Regions from separate parts of the Homo sapiens genome. Here region 2 is linked to region 1. A link is an interaction called in ENCODE POLR2A ChIA-PET data of the cell type or tissue named here. Cell type or tissue: IMR-90. All regions are shown on one strand. Links, peaks and the distances in the headings refer to the core of each region. The heading gives the core; the rest is flanking DNA.

Region 1 (4,396 bases), core at 198-4,197:
ACCCCGTGCTCTCTGAAACATGTGCTGTGTCCACACAGGGTTAAATTGATTAAGGGCGGTGCAAGATGTGCTTTGTTAAACAGATGCTTGAAGGCAGCATGCTCGTTAAGAGTCATCACCACTCCCTAATCTCAAGTACCCAGGGACACAAACACTGCAGAAGGCCGCAGGGTCCTCTGTCTAGGAAAACCACAGACCCTTGTTCACATGTTTATCTGCTGACCTTCCCTCCACTGTTGTCCTATGACCCTGCCAATCCCCCTCTCCGAGAAACACCCAAGAATGATCAATAAATACTAAAAAAAAAAATAAAAAAAAAAAAAAGATTCTTATGTTGCCCTAAATCAGGAGGTCAAAAGTGGTATGTGCTCTCTGTTATCTTTCTTCACTTGATACAATGCAAGTTGATTTTTCCATATCGTTGTTCAGCATTTGACTTTTCATGACAGCAATTATTTTAGCACATAACTATCATAATTTTATCTAAACCCTTTTTATTGTATATTTAAGTTGTTTCTAATTTCCTACTATTTAGCCGGGTGCGGTGGCTCGTGCCTGTAATCCCAGGATTTTGGGAGGCTGAGGCAGGTGGATCACCTAAGGTCAGGAGTTTGAGACCAGCCTGACCAACATGGTGAAACCCCGTCTCTACTAAAAATACAAATATTAGCAAGGCATGGTGGCGTACGCCTGTAATTCTAGCTACTCGGTAGGCTGAGGCAGGGGAATTGCTTGAACCCAGGAGGTGGAGGTTGCAGTGAGCTGAGACCTTGCCATTTAACTCCAGCCTGGGCAACAAGAGCAAAACTCTGTCTCAAAAATAAATAAAATAAATAAATAAATAAATAAATAAATAAATAATTTCCTACTATTAATGCTATGATGAACAATCATTTTACCATCTCTAAGCACAAAAAAGGAATTGATCCCAGTTGAGTCTGAGCTGACTTGATCAATTACTTAAAAAACAAACAGAACTACAAAAGAACAAAAATCAAAAGCCCTAGCAAGCAACAGGTAAATCTGAGAAAAAGCAAAGGCTCTTACAGCAAAGAAAAAAATAATCAGAATCTGGTCTTAGGATTTACTTACCTGTTGCATCCTCATTATCTGGATCAGCTGACATGCCTAATCGCTCCTTAAGAGACTTGGAAACTTGAGCTGTGAAAAGAAAGATTTTCAAAAATCAAAAGTTGAACAGAAACTTTTTACAGCTTAAATACAGGTTTGCTGGGCATGGTGGCATACACCTGTAATCCCAGAACTTTGGGAGGCCAAGGCAGGCTGATCACTTGAGGTCAGGACTTCAAGGCCAGCCTGGCCAACATGGTGAAACCCCATCTCTACTAAAATTGCAAAAATTAGCTGGGCGCAGTGGCTCACGCTTGTAATCCCAGCACTTTGGGAGGCTGAGGTGGGTGGATCACTTGAGGTCAGGAGTTCAAGACCAGCCTGGCCAACATGGTGAAACCCCATCTCTACTAAAAACACAAAAATTAGCCGGGTGTGGTGGCACATGCCTGTAATCTCAGATACTCTGGAGGCTGAGACAGGAGAATCGTTTGAACCCGGGAGGTGGAGGTTGGGGTGAGCTGAGATAGCGCTACTGCACTCCAGTCTGGGTGACAGAGTGAGACTCTGTCTCAAAAAACAAAAATACCAAAAGAAACAAAGAAAAACGTACTTTATATCTGAAAAGCAAAAACTACTGAATTAAAGGAAATAATTTTGTTATTGTAGAGCCTTCTAAAACCTTACTGTCATTGAAATAATTTTTCCTCCAAGTAAATTTAAAATATGCTCCTTAGTTATGAAAATCTTCAACATGGTCAATACACAAGGAGGAAAACAATGTGGCAAAGAAAGTAACTTTTGCTTGCTCTGAGAATGCAAGAAAACCTCCAAACAGGAACGTCTACTCATCAAAGTCCCTTGGGCAAGGGGAAAAATTAAAAGAAGTTTCTTATTTCAAAGAAAGTTAAAACCAAACACAATGAGAAGGAAAAAAACACCTATTCTTTAATAATTTAACGCCAGTGTTTCACTGCAAGTCATACAAGCAGAAAAAACATAAATCTAACCTTGGCTTTTTGCTCTCCTTCAACTATAAAGAATTCTAATTCCCTGAGGGGCGCAATAGTGCATTCCTGTACTTCCAGCTACTTGGGAGGCTGAAGAAGGATGGCTTGAGGCCAGAAATTTGAATCCAGCCTAGGCAACACTGTGAAACCTTGTCTTTAAACAAACAAAACAAAACAAAAATCTAACTCCCAGCTATCTCTTGATTTAGTCCACGTCTCCAAATCAACTTCCAAAATACCAAATCTATGCCACTACCTCGTCTTATCTAGATTATTTTAACAGCCTGCCAACTCATCTCCACGCCAGCATGCTTGCCCCCTTCTAATCTGTCTCCATATTGCAGGCAAGGTAATGGTTTTAAAATGCACATTTGAGCCTGTGATCCTTGTTTATAACCTTTCTTTCTTTCTTTTTTTTTTTTTTTTTTTTTGAGATGAAGTCTCACTCGGTCACCCAGGCTGGAGTGCAGTGGTGACTGATCTTGGCTCACTGTAACCTCCGCCTTCCAGGTTCACACAATTCTCCTGCCTCAGCCTCCCAAGTAGCTGGGATTATAGGTGCGTGCCACCCTGCCCAGCTAATTTTTTTGTATTTTTAGTAAAGATGGGGTTTTGCCATGTTGGCCAGACTGGTCTCAAACATCTGACCTCAGGTGATCCACCCACCTCGGCCTCCCAAAGTACTGGGATTACAGGCATGACCTACCGTGCCCGGCCTGTTTATAACCTTTCAATGGGTTGTTACTATCTTAGAATAAGTCCAAACTTTCTAACATGGCTTAAAGACTATATTATGATCTAGTCACCACACTCTTCAGCCCATTTCTATGTTTCAGCCATATGCAGTTCCTTGAGCATACCACTCTTAGCTCTGCCTTTGCAGGAGTTATTCTCTCTGCCTGAGACACAGTCTCTGGCTCTCGAACTTCACCTGGCTAATTTCTAACTCATGTCTTAGGTCTAAACTTTAACATAACTTCTTCTGTGAACCTTCCCCTAACAGATGGTAATAATAGATGCCTCTCCTATGTGTTACCATAACACTGTGTACTTTTCTCTGTTACAAAATTTATCGCATTTATAAGTATTCCTACCTGCCATTTATACTATAAGCTCCTGAGGAGTGTGACGGTGTTTTTTTCAATGGTGTCTACCCAGAATCTAGCAGACTAAGGATCAAATGTTTGTTGAGTGAATAATATAACAAATACAAGATAACCTATTTACCTGAACAAAAGAATGAAAAACCATAGCTGTTAGCATTACAAGACACAAGTGTCATAATTACATACACACACAAAGTATGTAAGAACACAGGTACCTTTCTTTGGTGTTTTGTCAATGTTAGTTTCTGGAGCTTCAACTTTCTTCCCTAGCCTCTGTGCCAGGCTACGCTTTAATGGAGGATCACTGTCACCGCCTATAAAGAGGGAGAACTTAGTTTAAGATTTCAAGTCAATCTTCAGCAAGGACAAGAAATACAAACAAAAACAGACAACATAGCATAATTCTGTTAAGTGTTCTGCATACATATGGCGTGTTTGTTCACCAGCTTCCTTAGAGTTCAATGTTAGAAACATAAAAATGTCGGAGAAAAGAGGTAAGGAAGGCAAGGTGCAGTGGCTCAGGCCTGTAATCTCAGCACTTTGGGAGGTCAAGGCAGGAGGATCACTTAAGGCCAGGAGTTCGAGACCAGCCTGGGCAACACAGCAAGACCTTGTCTCTAAAACAATTAAAATAAAAAATAGTCAGGCATGGTGGCACACACCTGTGGTCCCAGCTACTTAGGAGGCTGAAGCAGAAGGATCACTTGAGCCCAGGAGGTAGAAAGGCTACAGTGAGCTATGATCATAATACTGAGCTATGATCATAATACTACACTCCTGCCTGGGCGATACAGCAAGGCCCCATTCTCAAGAAAAAAAAAAAAAGAGAGACAAGGGAAAGAACAAAAAATTAGAATACACAAACATTTACCAAATAAATTAACTGACAAACCTACAAATGAAAGGTCATAAACCCTGGTTGAGATTAAAGTTCAGAATTAGAAATGTGAAAAATCTTCATGTACAAAAGAACCCTTTTTTTTTTTTTTGAGACAGGATCTCACTCTGTCACCCAGGCTGGAGTGCAGTGGTGCAATCTCAGCTCACTGCAACCTCCACCTCCTAGGCTCAAGCGATCCTCCCACCTCAGCCTCCCAAGTAGCTGGACTATAGGCACATGCCATGCCTGGTTAATTTTTGTATTTTTAGTAGAGACAAGGGTTTGCCATGTTGCCCAGGCTGGTCTTGAACTCCTGAGCTCAGGTGATC
Region 2 (4,396 bases), core at 178-4,177, 87 kb before region 1:
GGGACTACAGGCATGCACCACCACGCCCAGCTAATTTTTGTATTTTTACTAGAGATGGGGTTTCACCATGTTGGCCAGGTGGGTCTCAAACTCCTGACCTCAAGTGATCCTCCCACCTTGGCCTTCCAAAGTGCTAGGATTATAGGTGTGAGCCACTGCACCTGGCCAAAATGTCATATTTCAAAGCCACAATAGAATAATGGTTTTTCCAAAGTATATACAGTCATATAATGACATTTTGGTAATGACAGACCCCATGTACCATGGTGGTTCCATAAGATTAGAACGGAGCTGAAAAATCCCTATCACCTAGTGACATGGTGGCCCTCATCACATTGTAGCCGTTGTCATAGCACAATGCATTACTCTTATGTCTGTGGTAACGCTGGGCTAAACCAATCTATTGTGCTGCCAGTCATAGCACATACAATTATGTACAGTACATAATATGTTTTATTTTGTCTTATTATTTTCAAATATTTAGGGGTGCATGTACAGTTGTTTTACATAGATATATTGTATAGCGGGGAAATCTGGGCTTTTAGTGTACCCATCCCACAAACAGTATACATTGTGCACAATAGGTAGGATTTTATCCCTCACCCCCCTCCCATTTTCTACCTTATGGAGTCTCCAATATCTGTTATTCCGCTGTCTATATCTCTATGTAGCCATTGTTTAGCTCTCACCTATAAGTGAGAATACGTAATACTGATAATAAAAAAAACTTGATATTGATAAATAAGTATGTTACTGGTTTATGTACATACTATACTATACTTTTTATTGTTATTTTAGAATGTACCCCTTCTATTTATATATTTAAAAAGTTAACTGTAAAACAGTCTCAGGCAGGTCCTTCAGGAGGAATTCCAGAAGGAGGCATTGGTATCATTGGAGGTGACAGCTCCAGGCATATTGTGGCAACTGGAGACCTTCCAGGAGGACAAGATGTGGAAGGGAAGACAGTGATACAAATGACCCCGATCCTGTGTAGGCCTAGGCCAATATGTGTGCTTCTGTCTTCATTGTTAACAAAAATGTTTAAAAAGAAAACATTTAAATAGAAAAAAGCATATAGAATAAAGATATAAAGAAGAAATTTTTCGTGTAGGTGTATAATATGTTTGTGTTTTAAGTAAAGTGTTAATATGAAAGAGTCAAAAAGTAAAAAAAAAAAAAAAAGAAAAGGAAATTTTCAGGCTGGGTGTGGTGGTTCATGCCTATAATCCCAGCACTTTGGGAGGCCAAGGCAGGCAGATCGCTTGAGCTTAGGAGTTCAAGACCAGCCTGGGCAACATGGTGAAACCCTGTCTCTACAAAAAAATACAAAAATTAGCTGGGCATGGTGGTGCATGCCTATAGTCCCAGCTACTAGGAAGGCTGAGGTGGGAGGATCACATGAAACTGGGAGGCTACAGTGACCTGAGATAGCGCCACTGCACTCCAGCCTGGGGGACAAAGTGGAACCCTGTGTCAGAAAAATAATAATAATAATAATTTTATAAAGTAAAAAAGTTATAGTAGGTTAAGGTTAATTTATTATTGAAGAAAGAAAAATTTTAAATACATTTAGTGTAGACTAAGTGTGCAGTGTTTATTTTTATTTATTTATTTTTTTGAGACAGAGTCTCCCTCTGTCACTCTCTCTGTCTGGCTAGAGTGCAGTGGCATGATCTCGGCTCACTGTAGCCTCCACCGACCGAGTTCAAGCGATTCTCATGCCTCAGCCTTCCAAGTAGCTGGGACTACAGGTATGAGCCACCACACCCGGCTAAGTTTTGTATTTTTAGTAGCGATAAGGTCTCACCATGTTGGCCAGGCTGGTCTCGAACTCCTGACCTCAGGTGATCCACCTGCCTCAGCCTCCCAAAGTGCTGGGATTACAGGCGTGAGCCACCATGCCCAGCCTAGTGTGCAGTGTTTACAAAGTCTACAGCAGTGTACAGTAATGTCCTAGGCCTTCACATTCACTCACCACTCACTCACTCACTGACTCACCCAGAGCAACTTCCAATCCTGCAAGCTCCATTCTTGGTAAGTGCCCTATACGATTTTTAATCTTTTATACTATGTTTTTACTGTACTTTCCTATGTTTAGATACATTTAAATACACAAATACATACCATCCTATTACAACTGCCTACAGTATTCTGTAGGTTTGTATCTTAGGAGCAATAAACTATATCACACAGCCTAGATGTGTAGTAGGCCATGCCATCTAGGTTTATGCCAGTATATTCTATGATGTTCATACAACAACAAAATCATCTAACAATGCACTTCTCAGAAAGTATCCCCATCATTAAGCAATACATGGCTGCACTTCATTCTTTAGCTTCTATAGTTGGCTTTTATCGTATCTCTTCTTAGAAATGAGTCACCTTGCTCAAAGTTTCATCATTCTCAGATAATTCTTTTTTTTTTTTTGAGACGGAGTCTCGCACTGTCACCTAAGCTGGAGTGCAGTGGTGCAATCTCGACTCACTGCAACCTCTGCCTCCCGAATTCAAACAATTCTCCTGTCTCAGCCTCCTGGGTAGCTGGGATTACAGATGCCCACCATCACCCTGACTAATTTTTTTGTATTTAGCAGAGACGGAATTTCACCATGTTAGTCAGGCTGGTCTTGAACTCCTGCCCTCAGATGATCCAATCCCCCTTGGCCTCCCAAAGTGCTGGGATTACAGGCATGGGCCACTGTGCCTGGCCTCTCAGATAACTCATATATATTGTCAATGCCATATGTCATTAATGTTGCCTGTATCATCACCATAATTATCATTAATAAAAGTAACAAGCTAAAAGGTAGTACACAGGATTTAGGCTAAATAAATGCTAGAGAAGTTCAGAAGGGAGAGTTCATCATGAACAGGGCTGAAAACTGAAAAGGACTTCAGCTAGGTTTCAATGAAAGATAGAATTAAGATGAGTAGTGAGGAAAGGTGGTATACACTTTACACACGTAAAAACAGAACACTACATCTATATGGTGGGGAGGTGAAATAACCAGAAATAAGAAAAGTTCAGTTTAGTAGGGATAATAACAAATTATCTACTAGCACTTCTCTTGCTTCCTAGGAAAAGATATAGATCCCATAGCTTGAAGCTTTCTCTCAGGCCTTTCTCCAAATCGTACCCATGTCTATATGCTCAACTCATCTTGTTTCCTCCATTTTCTTGCACCTGAAGACCTTATAAACATTTTTCTTTTCTTTTTCTTTTTCTTTGTTTTTGAGACAGAATCTTGCTCTGTCACCCAGGTGGAGTGCAGTGGCACGATCTTGGCTCACTGCAAGCTCCACCTCCCGGGTTCACGCCATTCTCCTGCCTCAGCCTCCTGAGTAGCTGGGACTACAGGCGCCCACCACCATGCCTGGCTAATTTTTTGTATTTTTAGTAGAGACAGGGTTTCACCGTGTTAGCCAGGATGGTCTCGATCTCCTGACCTCGTGATCTGCCTGCCTCGGCCTCCCAAAGTGCTGGGATTACAGGCGTGAGCCACCACGCCTGGCTTTTTTTTTTTTTTTTTTTTTTTTTTTGTAACAGGGTTTCACTGCTCACTACAGCCTCTCCCTCCTGGGCTCAATCTCCCACCTCAGCCTTTCAAGTAGCTGGGACTACAGGCACATGCCACCACACCCGGCTAATTTTTTGTACTTTTTTTTTTGAGACAGAGTCTTGCTCTGTTGCCCAGGCTGGAGTGCAATGGCACAATCTCAGCTCAGTGCAACCTCTGTCTCCCAGGTTCAAGTGATTCTCCTATCTCAGCCTCCCAAGTAGCTGGGATTACAAGCACCCGCCACCACACCCGGCTAATTTTTGAATTTTTAGTAGACATGGGGTTTCACCATTTTGGTCAGGCTGGTCTCGAACTCCTGACCTCAAGCAATCCACCCGCCTCGGCCTCTCAAAGTGCTGGGATTACAGGCGTGAGCCACCACACCCGGCCTGTACTTTCTGTAGAGACGGGGCCTTGCCATGTTACCCTGGCTCGTCTCAAACTCCTAGGCTCAAACAATCTTCCCACCTCAGCCTCCCAAATTGCTGGAATTACAGACGTGAGACATCATGCCTGACCATAAATATTTTTTTAAAGTTTCTAAAAATTAGCCATGCATAGTGGTGTGCACCTGTAGTCCCAGCTACTCAGGAGGCTCAGATGGGAGGACTGATTGAGTCCAGGATGTGGAGGCTGCAGTGAGCCATGATTGCACCACTACACTCCAGCCTAGGTGACAGAGCGACACCATGCCTCAAAAAAAAAAAAAAGTTTGTGTCACTCATTGGCTCCTATAAAACTCCAGGCCTTTTTTCTCATGAACTGCTACCAAACCAAGTCTTTCCCTTCCTATGCTTATTATATATTTAATATATATGTTGGGTTTTCCAATG

The links. ChIA-PET counts read pairs that join two places held together with the same protein. Peaks named below come from ENCODE experiments on the same cell type or tissue, not always from the same donor. Only the 100,000 strongest peaks of a DNase experiment are listed, where the experiment ranks them.
Region 2: POLR2A ChIA-PET joins it to region 1 with 7 read pairs; 2 of 35 experiments call an interaction of 5 or more read pairs at or near these places.

The regions. Positions count from the first base shown.
Region 1 is chr1:203,837,071-203,841,466 of GRCh38, reverse strand. It overlaps ZBED6 (zinc finger BED-type containing 6), which reads right to left. Exons shown (of 17, transcript NM_001395895.1): 10 at 3,403-3,501; 11 at 1,093-1,161. It overlaps ZC3H11A (zinc finger CCCH-type containing 11A), which reads right to left. Exons shown (of 18, transcript NM_001376342.1): 11 at 3,403-3,501; 12 at 1,093-1,161. Among named protein-coding and RNA genes, the nearest start is that of SNRPE, 22 kb to the left of the region's middle. RefSeq lists a silencer at 1-140. In IMR-90, for the core only: no CTCF peak of the experiment used is centred there; a DNase peak (open chromatin) is centred at 2,186; H3K27ac peaks cover 181 bases.
Region 2 is chr1:203,924,259-203,928,654 of GRCh38, reverse strand. No RefSeq gene overlaps it. Among named protein-coding and RNA genes, the nearest start is that of SNRPE, 65 kb to the right of the region's middle. In IMR-90, for the core only: no CTCF peak of the experiment used is centred there; DNase peaks (open chromatin) are centred at 1,914 and 2,384; H3K27ac peaks cover 664 bases.